2 separate regions of the Homo sapiens genome follow, and region 2 is linked to region 1. A link is a loop called in an ENCODE intact Hi-C map of the cell type or tissue named here. Cell type or tissue: mammary epithelial cell. All regions are shown on one strand. Links, peaks and the distances in the headings refer to the core of each region. The heading gives the core; the rest is flanking DNA.

Region 1 (9,580 bases), core at 3,315-5,814:
GTACATGCATATATATGGATACATATACATATATGCATTTAATGTCTGTGTGTCTTACTCTCTTCATCTGTGAAGTGGGAATAATAGTAGCACCTCCCTCCCCAGATTGTGTAAGAATTAAATTAATTAATAGAGGGAAACAGCTTAGAAGAGTGCTTCACACATAGCAAGTGCTGGATACATTTTGGATTCTATTAGTAATATTGGAAGGAGGAGCAGCAGGAGTACCTTTTACTTAGTTGATATGCAATAAATAATATTGTATTGTTAACATTTCCGCAACAACAAAATCTTTGTCAATATTATTTTAAATGATGCATCTACATTTTCTCAGCTGTTCCTCTACTGTTAAATACGTTGTTTCAAGTTTGAGACTAAGTTATGCTACAATAAGCATCTTTGTGCACCAAAGATTTTTTTTAATCATTCCCTTAAAATAGATGATCAGAAGTGGAATTACTGTTTCCAAGCACATAATATCTTAGAAACTCCGCATAAGAGCTGCCAAAGTGTTGTTGAAAAGTGTCTTCTAATTTACTCTGTTTAATCTATCTCATGTCACCTGTGTCTGAGACTGCCTGTTTTACTCTCCCGTCAGCCACATGAAGTGATAATTCTTTTTATAATCTTTGCTAATTGGTATCTGACTGTTCTTTTAAATGAAATTCAATTGTTACTCAATTTTAAATGAAATTCAAATGTTACTGAGGTTGAATATTTTTTCAAACATTCTCTTTGGAACTTTTTGACCATTTGTACATTGAGTTCTTAGAAAAACTAAGAACAGTAAGTTTTTTCTTAGACCTTGAAGAGCTCTTTGCACACTAAGTATATTTTATATATATATATATATAAAGTATTTATTATATATATTTAATGAAATAGCAAGAGATGTATGTATATAAATTAAATATAAATTGAATAGAAAATAAAATAAATGTTTGGCATAAAAGTAAGTACAGAGAAGCTATCTATTTCACTCATGACCCAACTAGGTCTTGAGGTGTTTAGATAATTACAAGTAACTTTCTTCCTCAAATTTCAATTTCTACTTTTCTTTGTCACTACTCTTCATTAGAAAGTGGTTCTTGAAAGATCAGAAATTGTTAGTAAGAAATTCTGGCCAGAAGAAGTAAATTTTGAGATCATATGTGATTTCTCATTTTAATAAAAGATCTACCTGAGAAATGAAAGGATTGGAATTCTAATCCAATACCTATTTGACTATAAAAGTCTTTTAAAAATCTTTCAGAAGGCACCCTGCTTTCTGCCCAAGACGTTCAAGGCAACATTCAAGAACTGCCACACTCAAAGTCTGTGCCCCTATTACTCTGACCTCTCTCTGTTTTATTTTTATAGCTGTGTTCCCAAGGATTCCCCTAGAATGCAAGGTAAATACTCTCATATTTAATCTAGTCTTCAGATAAACCTAATCTGGTCTGGCAGCTGTAATTTTTAAGGAGCTTTCATGTTTTAATGACTGCTTTATCACTGCAAAACTGAGATGTGTGAACTGCAAACCCTCTGTGATATAGAGCTACACCCTTTTTGTTGAAACACTTGCTGAGTTTTATTAACCAAGAAATGTTTGTTTAGCAAATCATGGAGTTTTATGATCTATAATACATAGTTCCATATCATGTAAGATTTCTATGGATTTCTAAACACAAAACCATCTTCAAAGAAGCAGAGGTCCCCAGGTTTGTTTGGAAAGACCCATAATTAACTCTTAGTACATGACAGCATTTAACAGGGGACAGGCTTTGGGAACAGGGTGTGTTTTCTGTAAATGACAACTCCTTTCATAAAAACAAAAACACTATCTCATTGGACAAGTCCTGCTAACAGATTTTTTTTAATCCAAAATTGTGTTTTTGTTTTTTGCATGCTTAGTTTGCCCTCATTGAGGATGTAGGTAGAAGTGAGTGGGGATGATAAGGGTTATTGGGGAGGACTGGGTGGGGTACATTGTTCTAATGACAAAAAGTAGGATTGTTACAGCAGTTGTACAGACTAAATGAAAATTCAGTGTACTTTTTTTTTCACAGATGTCAGAGAGCGTAGTTGAACTGAATTTGAAATTACTTAAACGCCAATCATAGTCCTTGATATGGAGGAATAAATATTTTCATAACATTTAGCATCTAGTAACAAAGCAGTCATACATTTATGTTATGTATTTATTTGAGCTATATACTGTAACTGCTACAAACCCAGTACTGCATTGCATGAGGCGGATTCAAAGACAATAAAGAGATGAAATCCCAGTTCCTGCTTTCATATTCAAATTGATCGTTTCTTAACTTTCTCCCTCCCTGGCTCTTTTCTTCCTTTCCTTCCTTCCCTCCACTCTTTTCATACCAACAAAGCAGTGATAACAAAGAATGGACAAAGGTCTCAGAGAGGATAGGGAAACTGAAGCCCAGAAAGTCTAACGTTTTATAGGATGTTCCATACCGTAAGTTTCCCTTACTGTAACATGAAAGTAACAACACATACCACACAGGGGGATCTAAGAAACATACAAATGTCCTCAAAGTGATCCACTCAAACCAAGCACTCAATAATGCAGGGTAAAATTTTGTCTCTCATCAAAAAGGGGAGCAAAGGGGAGAAAGGTTTTCTAGACCAAGGGAGTGTCCTGTGTAAAATTTACCAACACAAGAGATTTTGTTCAGAACCATTAAAGTTTCATTAGAATCCTTGCTCAAGAGGAAGACGATATAAGATAAGATAAAGAAATAAGTAGCTCTTAAGAGCTTTGCTTTCCATGCTAAGGAGCTTGGATGTGATCCTGGAGGAGATGGAATTTAAATAGGGAAGCTGTGTGATTATATGTACTGGAGATGAATGAGATCAAAGCCAGAGTGATCGGTTAGGAGTCTCATAGAATAGTGAAAGCAGGTGAGAAACTAATCTACGACAGTATCAGAAGGGATAAAGCTTACACATATTTAAGAGAAAAAGATAAATAGGCCTTGCATAAAAGACATGCTCAAAAAGTCTCTATTTCAAACAAAAAAATTCATGGACCAACAATACAGTGCTGGCTGTTGAATACCCCTCTGACTTCAATCACTTTCAGATTCACCTCATCTTCAGGAGAAGCAAAGAAATGTAAATGTTTATTGGTGTTTTATTAATAATTGTTTCACTAATCTAGTTGACAAAGGATGGTTCCTACAATTCCACTTTTATTACAAACCTCATGCACAATAAATCCCCAGTGTTTCCTACAGGAGGGTTCTAGCCTTTACTGAGTTCACCAAGCCCGTGAGCTAGATATTATTGTTGCCCCGTCACAGATTAAAAATCTGAAGATCAGAGAGGTTTGGTAACTTGGGCAAGGTCACACAGTGACTATGTGACAAAACTACAATTAGGAGTCAAATTCATGTGACCTCAAATGGTAAAACTTTCCACCACAAGATATTACTGTAGTATGGTAAAAGACATTGATTCTCAACACCATCTTGATATCAAAATTACTACGGGATTTTTTTTTTTTAAGCAGAAATGTTTAGGTCCCATCTCAGATTTCCCAAGTCAGGATTTCCTGGGGAAGAACAGTGGCAACAACGCTTTTCAAAACATCCCTGAAAAGTTCTAATGTGTAGGCTGAGTTGGGGAGCCTACTTCGTGGAGGTAAGAACGAAGTTCTGCCTACATTGGAAAGTTAAATGAAATGAAGGAATCCACACTCCTCCTCATCAGTTGGGAGGGTGATGGATCATACTTCCATCCAGTCCTTATATTCGTCCATATAAAAAGACCCTACAGTATTAGAAACAATGAGCTACAGCAGAGTGGGCAGAATTAAATCTCATACCTTTCATTCCTTGTAACCTGAGAAGTAAATATGGTGCATAGTGCTCCAATATCTCCCAACTCAAATCTGAATTGATAGATGGGAAAGGAAGTCAGAGTTTCAAGGAGAAGTACAGAAAAGAAATAGATTCTTTCTTGGGCCTTTCCAGAAGATGCTACAATAATTTTATTGTAATTCTCTGATTAATTTCCTCTACATCAAGGATCTCAACTAAAAACTATAAATTGATAGTCAAGATTTTTCCCTTCCCTCTACCCAGCTTCCTCTGACTAACTCCTGCTCATTCTCAACAAATCAATTTAAAGGCAGCCTTACCTGACTCTCACACTCTTCTATAAGTCCTCTCTTATGTTCTCCCACAGTGTCCTGTGTCTACCACTATTACAGCCTTAAGTGCTAGGTAGTGCAATCATTGCATGTATTATCTGTCTCTGTCTAGACTTTAAGGTTCCCGAGGGCAAAGAGTTTCTTAGTTCACTTTATATCTGTAAAATCTAACACAGAGCCTACCACAGAATATGTGCTCAGTAAATACTTCTGAAATGAATGAATATATGAAGAAAGGAAGAAATGAAAAAAGAAAGAGGTGGTGAGAAGGGAAGGAGAGAAAGGAAGAAGGAAGGAAATTGGCAATGTCCTTTGGAGATTACTGTCAATACAACTTCTCTCCAACCTCAATGGCTGAAAGATAAATAGTGTGATATGAAATAACTATTTCAATGGTAAAAATAAAGAAGAAATGGGCAGATATATTATCTCAGATCAAGATGATTGTAACAAAGTTGAAATTTCCTATAAGGTTTCTTCTATTACTGCATATGAATTACCTTCTATTCCACCTAAATAGCCTATTTACAGACACGGATGGGTAAGAAAGGGCAACGATGCCCCCCAGAGGCTAAAGGCAGGAGCTTGGAAAGCAGCCATCATTTATTTACTATTGGCAGAGAGCTCAAGGATATCTATGGAGGGGGTGACTAAAATAAAGGGCAGTTTCCTGCATAAAATGGTAATTTGAAGGCTGAGGGCAGAGGGTAAAAAACAAAGTGGTGTACCAGAGGCTATTTTTTTTCACATTATTATTTGCTTCTGGGGCACAAAATGCAGTTTAGTAACATAAAAATATAGTCTCAGTGATTTGCAAGTGAGTAGCACCACCAGAGATATTACAGAAATCTGAATTAAATTAAATTAAAATATTCCTCATAGGTTACATTAACACCTGTAGTATTTAATCCCAATATTGGAAATCCAGTAGATGTATTGGATAAATCCCAAATCTACATCTACAAAATTATTTACTCCTCATAGATGAGGACTGGGTTTTCTATTGCTGAATCCTCATTGGCTTCTGAGGACCTGGCACTGAGTAGATGATAAACAAGTGTGTACTGAACAAATGCATGCATGTGCCCATATGTTTTAAGATGATTATATGCATTTGCTTGGCTGACAGTTAAAATGCTTCAGCTGACTAATGTGCTTCCATGACTTCTTGATTGGGCCACTATATGCTGAGCCTTCTGTTCTAAGCATTAATGTTTATTGTGCTTTCTTATTAGGAAATTAAAACAGCAAAACAGTATTAACAATAATTAGCCTTGGAAATAAGAGTAAGCCCACACACAATATAGTGCTTACTAACAGCCCATAATAACGACAGGACTCATCAAAAATAACTACCCCATTAAGTTGAAAGTATAATTGTCAAAAGAAACACTATCTCTTCATTGGCCAGGCATTAGTGAGCCAATGGATTTCAGGGGTAGCATTCACATTTAGAGGCTATTCCAATGTTTCACTGCCTCAAATCTCCTCTGACCCAACCTTCACTCCCTTCAGCTCAGCACATGCCCTTAACATTTACTTCACTAAAAAAAAGCAGGCCATTGAGAATTTCACCTCCTCACTGTGTCCTAAAAATGCCCTGAGTCTGATTCTTTTCTTTCCCTTGCCGACTCTGTCTCAGAAGAAAGTGGGCTCTCCTCACCTTTCGGCGCTGCAGATCGCATTCTCCTACAACCTCCTACCAAGAAACTAAAGCTCTCACACAGCTCCATCCCTGTAACTAATTCCAGCTCTTCCTCTGGCTCTATTGGTTTATTCCCCAACACCACCTATGATTGTTCCCCAACACCACCTATGATTGTTCCAACACCGCCTATGATTGTTCCATCTTTAAAGTTTCTTCCTTGACCCCTTTTCCTTATCCAGTTCTCTCCTCTCTTTCTCAAACTTTCCAGAAGAGAGGCTAATGCAAAAGTATCCTCTTCCACCCTTCCCAGTCGCTCCTTAGTTCACTACATCTGTGTCTTGTACCCAACATTTTATCAGAACTACAATGATAAACTATAATAAGAATTATTGCCAAGGATTTCCAGATCAGTGGTCCAGTGGACTGGTTGTTATGCATTTATCTTTCTGGACTCCACCCTCCACATCCACCACCATTCCCTCTCTTCCTCCTAGCAGTACAACACTCAAAAAAGGTGCATCACACAATCTCCCTTCATTATTCTACTTGGAGCTCCTGGACAAAGTGACTCCACCTTGTATATTGAACACATTTCTGGTTTTGTATTTTTCAAATTATATTCTAATGAATATGCTTATACTTCTGTCTTCCTTTTCAGATTTTGAGCTTCTTGCAAGCAGAAAAAATATCAGAATCATCTGCCTCACAAGTGTCTGGCACAGTGCTTGTCACATAAAGATGGCCCACAAAACTTCAATGACAGAAGAGGGAAAGGAAAGAAGTCTGACAGATATCTAACTATATCCAAGAAAGACATGAAAATTCATTGATTTATAAATTTGCATATAAAATGTAAAGAAAGAAAAGTAATATCCTATATCAGAGATGGCTCTTTGTTTTAGACCTCATAGAATTTCAGGCTGCCTTAAAGATTATCCTTCCTTAAAGAGAAGAAAGAAAGGAACAGAAAGTTAACGTTATTCTTTTCGAATCTACACAATTAAAGGGTGAAAAAAATAAGCCTAAAATGTACATCCCCAAATCCAATGCACTTTCTATTATCCTATATATTTACTTTCTCAAAAATTAATTTCTCAATTATTTAATTACAAAAAAGAAAGGTTGAATGCTTATTTGTTAGGATTGTTGCAGGTGTTCAAGGAACAAAACAATTGTAGTACCTGTTCGCATGGTATAGACAGACAATAAACCAACATAAATAATAAAATGTCAAGTAACTACTAAGAAGAAAAATAAAGCAATATAAAAATATAGCTAATGACTGAGAAGGAGTGCAATTTTCAGAAGTGCTAGTAATAAAAGATTTATCTGAGGAGATGAGATTTGAATAGAAAACTAAATTATGTTTTGAGTTATTTAAGGAGCACACCGTGAAAGATGTAACAAGGGGAAGTAAGAATGAAGGCCCTGAGATGTGAATGATCTTGGTGTGATCACAGAGTCATGAAGAATAGAAATGAGAACATAATGCAAGTGATTCTGGAACGTGTCAGATCATGGAAAGTGTTGGAGACCACTGTAGAGATTTAGATACTACACGAATATTACAGGTGTTGGAGTAGGAATTAACTCTGTTAAGATCAACCTAGGTGTTAGCGGATTGGATTGTAAGGGGGCAAGAGAAGGAGTACAGAGACCTGCTAGGAGGCTATTGCAAGAGTCCATCTTAGAGATCAATTAATGGGTCAGGATGGAGAGCTGAGTGCTGGAAAGCAGCCAGATGTGTGATGCATTTTGAAGGTGGAGATGAGTGACTCTTCTTAGCCTACTTGAATGGAGGCTGTAGGAAAGGAGAGGATAAAGAAGAATTGTTAGGGATTTACCAGAGAAGCCAAATGAAGTGGGTGCCATATGCTGAGATGAGGAAGCCCAAAGGAATAACAGGTTAGGAATGGAAGGAAATCAGGAATTCCACTGGGACATGTACAGGTTGAGATGTTTTTTGGACTTTTAATGTATAGATCATCGTGCCTCTTATTTCTATTGCTGCTGAGAGCAGTTCAGTTCTGCGGGTGTTTTTAAAAATTCACTCCATGTTATTGGCCAATTGACCAGATAGATCAAAAACTCAGAAGAGACAAAGCTCATTTTCCAGAAACACTCTCAACCAGCCAGGTAAACAATACACATTCAAAGCCAAGTACCAAATCAATGTTTATGAATTAGCTAAACCTCAGATAATGTCAATGTAACGCCACAATAAAAAACACATCTTAATATTTGCCTCTGCTTTCCCTTAAACTGTATTCATAAGGATATTTCCCTACCCCTAAATGAAGATTCAGGCAAGTTCAAAACTTTTCTGGTTAATCTTAGATAGTACTTCAGACAAATTTTAGTCATACAAACAATCTCTATTTAGAAAATAAAATGTTCAGATGCATGCAATGATCACAATTCTGAACTTAGCTTGAAATTTCTTAGCTCAGATCTTCTGTGGTTACTTTTTTGCTCAGCACCAAGGACCAACCAGAGGAAAGAGGAGGAGCTGTAAGGAAATGTAGAGGTCCTCACATGACTGGAGGCTACAGACTCTCTAGGTCTGGCAGGAAGCTAAGCTCTCCCTTGCATAGGAGAGTTTGCATGTGTTCTTCAGAAAACTTCCTCCACTTCCGTTGACCAAGGCAAATGCTTCTCTAGGTGGGCTGGGCACTCTCAACTCCTTCTTCAGCTCTTGAGTATCCAGCAGCTAATCTCTTTCTCCCTCTGAATTTCCTGGTGGGTGGGAGGGAGTCAAACTCTGTCCAGAGTCTCTTAGCTTTGTAGGTATCGGTTGGGCACGCACCAGTCCTCTATGGAGGAACCCACCAAAGAGTTCTCTGAGTAGCCTCCTGGAATCAATTACTAGACCAGGGTTTACATGAGTGGGGCTAGAGAAAGAGGATGGGGACTCACAGTTGGTCCATATGTTCTAGAAGGAATTCGCTTTGCCAATATCCTAGCTACATCCCTCACCAACATCCCCTCTCATCTCTTACTCTTTGTTATAACCCTGTTCTAACCAAAGTGGCCAAAGACTTTTGGCTAGGTTCTCTTTGAGACCATTTTCTTTGTAAATCGATATATAAAGCAGAGGAAGTCAATTTCACATCCAAATGGATATTTGATACCTATTTGTATTGATGCTTTCAAGTCCCTTCATATGTGTAAGCTGCTGTAGGAGAAGCATCCCCACAGGAAGTAAGAGAGAGATCTCCTGTCTGACTCTTCAGGGACTGAGTCCCAATCAGAACCATTTTCTTCTTGCATACCTTCCATCTTGCTTCACCTTCCTTGATTTGCTCAGTAATTAACAATTTTCAAAAACTGATTTACAGTCATTAAAAAAACTAACCATAAATATATCCGCCAGACAAAGCATACAGTTTAAAAAGGTTGTTTATAAAACAGTATCATTTCCACGTATCTCCATATTCTTGTCTCAAGTTTCTCTGTACCTGGTCTCTTCTGCTCATGCAATAGCTGAAATCATTGCACCCTCTTGTGGTAACGTCTAAGTCCTGCAGAATTGTAGACCTTGACTGTCCAGCTTTGGACCATTTCCCATCCACATTTTACTTCCTAGAGGCTGTACGGGTCTCACTTATTCATCATGGGCTTAAACGTGAGTGATATGAGTATTCTAAATGACTTTTTTTAAATCTCTATACTTCAAGTAACTTTTACCAAAAGATATTTTGTCTGAAATTAATATGAATGTAACATTTCAATTCCAAAGCCATTACACACATTTGCAATTTATCTCTTGCTGATGA
Region 2 (9,580 bases), core at 4,077-6,576, 300 kb before region 1:
TTTTTTTTTTTTGAAAAGTTGCCAGTCCTAGAAATCTAAAGGCCTGGAACGCACTGTTAACATTTCATGTCTTGTTCCTTTTTGTTGGAGAGTGGGGAATAGAAACTAGCGTAAGAAATTTTTTGGAGGGGGGAAAAAGCTTTTCTCCTCTGTCTTGCGCTCAGTTTTCTAAAACCTAGCCTGGTTTAGCTTTCCCGGAGGAGCTGGTATGCGCCAGTGCCAGTTGGCTGAGCTCCAGACACAAGAGAAATAAAACACTGGTCGAGGGTATCTGGAGCAGAAGGGCCCTGGGCAGGTCCTGGCGCTCCCCACCGCCCTTCGCCCCTACACCTGCTGCTTGCGTTTTTCCCTGCAGCCTCCCAAGCAGCCTCTGGAGCAAGCGTTCTGCACTTGCTGCTAATTGCACTCCATAGCCTGTGATCGCTGAGGGTATTTAAATGCCAGTCTTCCTATTTGAGATGATTTAGTTCAAGGGGAAAAATTTTCTAAATAGCCTTTCTGTTAAAAAAAAATTACTTCTTTCCAATTCCTTAAACTTCAGTTTAAGGAATTTGAAAGAGTTTGAAGTCGTATATGAATATCTTAATAAAAAAATAAAAGTTACCACCAGTCTCATATTCTCCCTGGAGTTGGAATGAGGCTGATTCCCCAGACACTCTAACTCTACCTGTGAAGGATGTGACTGTTAAATTATTATTTTGGCACACCTTATCTCAGGGGTTGAGAGACCTAATGAAATGCATACTATGCATAATTGAAACTTACAAGTCTAAGTCCAGGAACACAAGTGGAAACTAGATATGTGGTTTCTGCCAAAACTGAGCTAAGAAAGACTTGCTAGAAGATTCTCAGTAAACAATGTGGCTTTGCTGTCTTTGTTTTGAAAAGAATTAAATTAGAAAGGTGACAGTCTTCCTAGAGTTAGAAATTAACCTCGAGGTCAGAATAACTTAGCACTTATTATTTTCCCCACATGTAAGGTTGCATCTGAACAATGCACATGTCTGTTCTGGGTGTTTCATTGAATATTCTAATTTGAGACAGCCAGAGCCTGTGAATAACCTGGTTACTACCCACTAGTGTGTGTGTTGTGTGTGTGTTTGTTGTCATGAAAGTGCTTACCTCCTTCATTGCATTACTTAATTATAGTTCATCTATTTCGTCAGCTGCCAAGCCCATTTCCAAATGAGTTAGGTCAGTTTCTGTTTTCCCAGTTTGTTTGGATATTTCTCTGCCACTAGGAAAGTTCCTGTTTCAAGTTCTGTATTATATCTCTAAACTCTATTCAGTTATGCAGAGCCCATAGCCTTATTTTGGCAAGACCACCTGTTATTTCTGAAATTGCCTTCTTTCCCCCAAACAAAATATTTCCTAAAAATACTTTTCCCAAATCTTGTCCTTCCCCCAGCAAAAAAGAGCGAGACATTTATTTTAAATTTTAGCATACATGTTATAACTGCTTTATGTAGTTATGACTAGGGAATAAAGTTCCAGCCTCCACCCTTAACACATACAGATTTAAATTGCTATGCACAATCATTTGGTTACTTTTAAATTTTACACTTGTTTAATATTGAGGCTCTTGTTTTATAAATTGGGGAACTGTGACCCAAGTTCACATAGAAAAATAGTGACAAAGTGAGAGTCCACACTTGGGCTTGCTAGCATTTTTGGCCTACTGAACATTAAGTAGAAGAGTTGAAATACCGGATAACATTTTTTTAAATAATCTATAATTTTAGAGCAGAATTTTGTCTTTTTTATCTTGTGATTTTTCTAAAGAGAGGAGGATAAATTTTTATGTTGAATTCTGCAGTTATGTTCAGGGGCTTTCTATTTAACATCAAACATTTTTATTCATGCCTACATGGGTTTTTGAATATGTTCCTGAATGACATCTCCAAGATAATTTAGTCGTACTTCATCAATGAGAGAGAATTAAGCAGAAGAAATATTCTTTTTTGAAAATATGAGGAGCATAAATCTCAATGAGACAATAGGCTTGTCTTTGATCATTTCTGTTGACTCTGAGAGTTTATGAGTTACCTGAGTCTTGGCACAACCTGAGATGACAAATCTTGTCAGAAAACGTGATGACAGGCCTTTCCTGTCTGGATTTTGACCAGGTACCCTCACCACCTTCTGCACAGTCTTGCCATGTGAGCAGCTTGGGTAATTGGGGTGTCTGATTCAGCACTAAGACCCAAATCCAGGAGTTGAGAAGAAAACTAACAGTTACTAAATGCCTACTGTGTGGCAGCCATGTTGTGTATTAGGTGCTTTAAATACATCATCACCTCTACTTCTTAAAATAACTGTGTGAGGTAGATTTGATTAGCCCAGTGAAGTCAAGTACCTTACAAAGACTCAGAGATAGTAAATGGCCAGGTCACTCTGTGATAATGAGGAAAGAGCCAATGAGATTCAGGGTTAGCAGGAGCATAATAAACATAGCAGATTCTAATAGAGAAGTTCCAGAGTAGCTGGGGCTGCTCCAGGGTTCAGACCCTCTCATAGGCACAGCACATGTACAAATGGACTTTCTGACTCTGTGCAAAATCAGGCAAATAAAAGGTGACTATTCTCTTAAGCTGTGCTAAAATATGTTGAATTTTTACTTAATGTTCATAATTTCTAATCAACACAGTTCCCCTAAGATATGATTTTTATTATGAAGCAGTCATTGAAGTCAGTTGACTGGGGCCCTTATTTTTATATTTTCCAAGGTTTACATTAAGTAAAGCAATAAAGAGGGTAACTTATGTCTGTTTTATTCCTTGTATTCTTTGTATATTATTGTGAATTGGATATAGCATTGATAAGGGATCAACTTGGGATCTATAGCCCATTCCTGTTAACTGTGAGAACGTAAATGTATTTCCTTGGTTTAAAAAAAATAACAATACTCATATAATCACTTCGGAGAAACTGAATTTGAATGTTTTCTGTCTATTTTTGCAAAAGAATCTCCCATTTCCTGGTTAATGTTCACGTGAAAGATGCAAATGTCAAGTAAGAAATCCTCTTCAAAGAGAATGTAAATTAAGGTGGGGTTTCCTCATCTGTCAATCTTTACTTTGAGTGTAGGCCTGTACAAATCGTCTAATTAATATGGCTGTAACTGCTGCTGGGAACATTCCATCGGGAGACAATGAGAACACTTCCCAGTGGTGTAATAGAAGAGATCCTCAGGGAGGAGTAGTCTGACAGCCATTGCCTTGACATGGCAATTCTGGAACCTTTGAAAAAATGAAGTAATGCCACATACTCAGCGTCTTCTGGAGATGCAGTTTACCTAAGACTGGGTGTTTAGTTATAGGGCACATAAAGGTTGAGTGGCCTTCTAGGTTAAAGTAATGATTTAACTTACTAGGATACTATTTATAATACTCAGGATGATTTGATAATTGTCCAGAAAAAAATGGATTTTTTAATATATCTCATAAGACTCTTAATATATAGGTTTATCCTCCATCTCCTTTTTTAAAAATTTCAGTAGCATTTGGGGTACAATTGGTTTTTTGTTACGTGGGTGAATTCTATAGTGGTGAATTGTGAGATTTTAGTGCGCCTATCACCTGAGTAGTGTACATTGTACCTAATGTGTAGTTTTTTTTCAATCCCTAGCCCACCTTCCACCCTTCCCCTTCTGAGTCTCTAAAGTCCATTATATCACTCTGTATGCCTTTGTGTACTCATAGTACATAGTACATAGTACATAGTACTCATAGTACACATAGTACATGTATAAGTGAGAACATATGGTTTTTTGGTTTTCCACTCCTGTGTTACTTCACTTGGAATAATGGCCTCCAGCTCCATCCAATTTGCTGCGAAAGACATTATTTCATTCCTTTTAATGGCTGAGTAGTATTCCATGGATATATGGATGTATTCCATGGAGATATATGTAATATTCAGAAAGAAAAGTATTAAACATTAATCTTTTAGGTTAAAAATTCTCAATTTTAAATTTGAGGCATGAAAGTGATTGATACGTGCACACACACACACATCTTTATATATGTAAGTTTTATAGTCTTGAACTAAGAGGCATAGTGTATAGTGTATAAAATACAGATTTCATGCACCAGTTTTTTCTTTCATACTTTCAGAAAGAGTGATTTATCTCTGAGCCTCAGTTTTCTCATCCGAAAAAAAAAAGGTTGTCCACAATAACCTTGTCAGGTAATTGTATGTAGATTTAATGGATAAGATGATACATGAATTCATAGAAAGCACTTTTAAAATTAGAGCTGTCATCATAAAAATGGTTTCTTACAAAAAAAAAAGCCTCATTTAGTTCTTAGGATGCCTTTTTAGCCCAGAAAGTTGTTATTGTTCCCGTTTTACAAATGAGGAAACAGGAGTACACAGCATGTAAGGCTTTGGGTTTGAATACGCTTGTATCCTTTACTGTCAATGCCCTCAAGTCACTCTTTACTTTTGGTGAAAGTACTCATCCTTTAAGACTGAAAAAGGAGCCACTTCCTTAGGCACTTCTCTGATAAGCCCTGACCCTCCTCCATTGCACCTTTCCCATTCCTTTTGTCCTATGGCCCTGTCACACCACACATCACACTGTAAGTGTGTGTATAACTCTATCCCTCCTTGCTGGTGCTATAGTCATCTTTTATCATTTCTATTGTGATAGGCTTATATTAAACACAATTAATATTTGCTAGATGGATGATCACATTGATACTTTATTTGGAGTTATCACCACTATGTTATAGACTCAATTAGCTGCACTTTAAAAATGTATTTAAAAATATTAAAAAAGATATTTTGAGAAGCAAAATACCTAGAGGTTAAGTAACAGTTTTGGAAAATTCAATTCTGTTGTTGTTTCTGATGAAGTCTAATAAGTTTTCTTCTCTCTCTTTCACATTTTTATCTCTTATTATATTATTATATTATTCAGTATTAACTGAAGATATTTGTGTGTGTGTGTGTGTGAGAGAGAGAGATAGAGAGAGAGAGACAGAAAGAGAGGAAGAGAGGAAGAGAGAGGGGTTACTGAGCTATGATATGACTGAATAAAGTGGCAGTGATATGACTGCCAGTGGCAGAAAGAGAAGCATTGTTTTAGAAATTAAAGAAACCTTAGAGAAATCTAATCCAAACTTCATTTCACCCTCTACCCCACCTCATTCCTTGTTCTCTGTTTTCAGAGATAAGGCAGCTCAGTTGCAGGGAAACAAAATAAGTATGTGAGCTAGAACTGGATTCCATTTCTCATGAGTCTAATGCAGGGTTTTTCAACCTTGTCTCAGTTGACATTAGGGACTAAATAATTCTTTGTTGCAGGGAGGCTGTCCTATGCATTGCAGGGTGTTTAGCAGCAACCCTGGTCTCTACCCACTAGATGTCAGTAGCATCCCCAGTCGTGACAACCATCATAGTCTCCAGACATTACCATATGGTAGCAATGGTCCCCAGGAGCAATTTTGCCAATGAGGGATACAATTTTGCCAACCTTGGTTGGCAATTTTGCTCCTGGTTTAGAACCAATAACATAAAATATACTTTTTTTTAATTGCTGTTACACATTGCCACCCATACTTCACAGTTTGGAAAATTAGTGCTTGAGTTACCAAGACAAAATTAATTTTAATGATAATCTGGATACAAATATAAAGCCCATTCTCATGTTTAAAAAATCAGCTTGGCAATATTTATTGCTGATTTTAGCACCGTTCACATCTAATAATGATGAGTCTTATTTACGATGGAATCATGAATACTGTCTCTGATTATTCCTTTGATAACCACCCTTTACTTCCTTTTACAACTCTACTCTCTTAGCTCTCAGCAAACTTAATTTTCTTTTTTCTCTAATTTCTTTTTCTCTTTTCTTTGCCACTTCTGTCTGCTCTCTACCACCTGTTTCTCAAAGTTCTGTTATTTTCCAGTTCATACTGTTTTCCTTGGAACATATAAATGTCTTCCATTCCTTTAAAGGCAGTATCTCCTCATATGACTTTCAAATAGACTTCTCCTAATCTCCAAATAAATTCTTATTCCTTTACTGTATTCCCAACAGCCTCAAAAATATAAATAGGTAATACCTATAGATAAACATTAAACTCAAATATGTTCACTCCCTTCATGCCTTCATGCCCAAATGCCACCACAAGCCTGCTGTCCTGCCTATGTCTCCTCCTTTTTTAATGGCAGCATTCTCTGTTTTTTTTTTTTCTGACTAGAAACTTGGCATCATCTATAAATTCTCTCCTTTCCTTACCACCCTTAGGTGTCCAACTTCTTTAAGTCTATTTAGGGCAGGAACAATGTCTTTTGTACCAGTTTTCTTTCCAGTGTTTTGTTCAATATCTTGCATGTAGACAACGCTCAATAGATATTTATTGAGTAAACATTATTTGACAAATGTAGTTACTAAAAGCAAGGATGGGGTAAGCTGCCCTCCTTTTTGATGATTGGATTGTAACTAAGCCCATCCCACCAGCTATCATGCTATGGAGGCATATGTGGCTCTCACTGAAGTCAAGGTCGCCAATGTCAACTCAAACTATATTTTCATAAACTATATTATCTGAAAGTAGAATTCCTTAGCAGCCTGCAGTGTGTGAGTTGTATTATGTGGGTTCTCTGAATAAAAAGTAATTAATTTCGAGTCTTTTGAAATCATCTTTAATGGATTCCCTTTCTCTTGTTTTGTGTGCTCTCACTGATTAAAACTTTATCCTTGCAGATTCATGTTTGGCCATAGGCATCTACAGAGAATACAATATAGTCAATATGCTTCTCAAGATGCCATTAAATATCCAGGCTTCCTGCCACAATGTGGCCATAATGAAAAGAAGGCAAATTGCAGACACTTATAGTCCAAACTGTTGCGCCTTCAGGAGATGTTTCTTTTGGAATAATAATGTAAGAATAATTTAAGTTGGATTTATAGAAGTGAGAAGCCCGATGGAAGGGAGTCAAGGTAGAAAAGGTTATAAAAAAGCTCTTCTTATGTAAGATTGTCTTGAGAAAAAAATATGTTTCCAACAGAAAATTTGAAACAATACTCTATAAATGAAGCTTTGGCTTTTAGGGGAGGCAAGTCCCACCTTTAGAGATTTTAGTCACAGAGTTCCAAACACTCAGATTAATTTAAATTGTACTTTTTTTTTTTTTTTTTTTTTTTTTGAAACAGAGTCTTGCTCTGTCACCAGGCTGGAGTGCAGTGGGGTGATCTCGGCTCACTGCAACCTCTGCTTCCCGGGTTCACGCCATTCTCCTGCCTCAGCCTCCCGAGTAGTTGGGACCACAGGCGCCCACCACCACATCTGGCTAATTTTTTTTTTTTTTTTTTTTTTTTTGGTATTTTGGTTTCACCATGTTGGCCAGGATGGTCTCGATCTCTTGACCTCATGATCCACCAGCCTCAGCCTCCCAAAGTGCTGGGTTGTACTCTTTACATAAGAGTTGGTATGTATTCTCCTGCATTCTGGAAATACTTCCGTTATGAACAAGATATACATCTTTAAATTCATATTTAGTGCAAAATAGATAATTCCCTTATATTTTGACTCACTGATTCTTTATTTGACTAGCTTTAAGTATAGCATTGTATGATAATATGTAAGCGAAATATATTAGCATTTGAAGTATGATTTAGAAATGACTACCTAAATTGGAAAGTATAACTTAATGCTTATGACTAGAAACACATGGCATATTAATATTTTTGCTACTTGTCAAGGAAGATTCTATGGCTATTTTTCAAAACTCAAAATTAAAATAATTACTTATTTTTAACCTGTTATATTAACCTTGGGTTTCATATGTTTTATCTCAAATTGCTATAGACCGTTTTTACCTTAGGTCTTAATGAAGTGCAGTTACAAAGCTAACATTAAAAATATATAGGAATAGAATTATTACTGGCAGAAGGCAAGGTTAGTTTTCTATAGATTTATATATATGTGTGTATATATGTGAGTGTATATATATATTTATATATAAGTAATATATGTATATATGTGTTCATATATATTTATATATAAGTAATATTTATAAGTATATATGTATGTATATATATAAGTATATACGTGTGCGTATATATATCTATACACACACACACACACACACACATATATATACTCTCTGAAAAGTAGGTTGCTACTAGAAGGTGCTGACAGTCTTTTCAGTATCTGATGTGATAATGAGTTTTAGAGTTATTTTGACCAAGGTGAAGCAAGAGCTTATCAAATAGTGGAATTAAATTTAAAACAAAAAGACATCCAAAAACAGTGAAGGCATATTCACTCCTTAAAAGCACACAAGATCCAACAAGCCTATTACGTTATAGACAAATTCTAAAATCACAGACTGCCATGGAAGATGGTAGAAAATGAACAGTCTGAGTAGGTTGGCATGTGACCACAGCAAAAGTGTGAACAAAGAGGATTTTGCTATGTGTTTGGGCTGGACAAATGCTATGATTCTGCACAAGTTTGCTTTTCTGGTCTAAATAGCCTAAAAGGTTAAACTGGGAAAATGAGATGCATTTCTTTTATTCTGTAATCTATCTGATTTTAATTTGGATCATTTTTATTTTCTTGATTGTTTTCCAGAATAGTCATTTTACCCTAAGATTTGCAATTATTTTGCTGACTTGGCTTGGTCATCCAGTCACCAAATCCTAGCCTCCTCTGTACTGGCCTCCTTCTGGATGAGCCCTCAGTGCAATCCTTAGGAAGCAAGGTAAATCCAGGCACAATGGCTCAAGCCTGTAATCCTAGCATTTTTGGAGGCCAACATGGGAGGATCATTGAGCCCAGGGATTCGAGGCTGCAGTGAGCAGTGATTGCACCACTGCACTCCAGTCTGGGCAAATGAGTAAGAGCCTCGAAAAACAAAATAAATATAAATAAAAATGAAGCAAGGTCAAAATAAACCGTATGCAATAGGAAGTACATTTTCTACATCTGGCATTTTGTCTGACTGTTGGGCAACCACTTCTTAGTGCTCCAGGGCCCACGACATTTACTGCTATTGCCATTCCTATGATGGCACTCAACCTCTCCCACGCGCGGTCCCCAATATTGTGTAAGGGTGTAGGCTCGGTCCTGACTCACAGGGAAGAGGCGATTTGTATCCTCTGAGTCACTGGCACCACTTCCTGCTGGCACATCTGAGATTTCACTGAAACATAATCTGAAAAATGAAGGCAGAGAGATATATAGGTGAGGTTCACATTCCTAAAACCCATTTGGAAATTTGATAGAAACAATGACCTCTGAATGCATTTCCATTTTTGCAGCTGTATTGTAAAAGAAGCGCCAACTGCCAATTTTGAGTTTACAGATCATCTGTGTTATATCACCTGGCAAGAAATTCCTCTGTATCTTAGTTACCAATGCCACCAGACAAGAAATGCCACCAGATCTGTTTTTTTGACATAGATACTATCTAAAATATTTAGTATCGTAGTGAATTATTTGCTTAGGAAGAATCTACTGTCAAGAATGAAAAAGCCAAATATAGTATTTGAGGTCCAATCATAGAGAAATTATGTTCAAACAACACTAAGGTCATGAAAAGCCTGACATTAAGGAAATATATG

What was found. Hi-C counts contacts between places; a loop is a spot of excess contacts. Peaks named below come from ENCODE experiments on the same cell type or tissue, not always from the same donor. Only the 100,000 strongest peaks of a DNase experiment are listed, where the experiment ranks them.
Region 2: it touches region 1 in a loop (7-fold over the local background); 93 of 110 quality-filtered maps call a loop at or near these places.

What each region holds. Positions count from the first base shown.
Region 1 is chr4:74,666,571-74,676,150 of GRCh38, forward strand. No RefSeq gene overlaps it. Among named protein-coding and RNA genes, the nearest start is that of BTC, 120 kb to the right of the region's middle. In mammary epithelial cell, for the core only: a CTCF peak has its summit at 4,724 (motif pointing left); a DNase peak (open chromatin) is centred at 4,711.
Region 2 is chr4:74,365,669-74,375,248 of GRCh38, forward strand. All of the region lies in intron 1 of EREG (epiregulin), which reads left to right. Among named protein-coding and RNA genes, the nearest start is that of EREG, 5.3 kb to the left of the region's middle. RefSeq lists an enhancer at 8,510-9,580. In mammary epithelial cell, for the core only: a CTCF peak has its summit at 5,365 (motif pointing right); a DNase peak (open chromatin) is centred at 5,373; H3K27ac peaks cover 1,101 bases.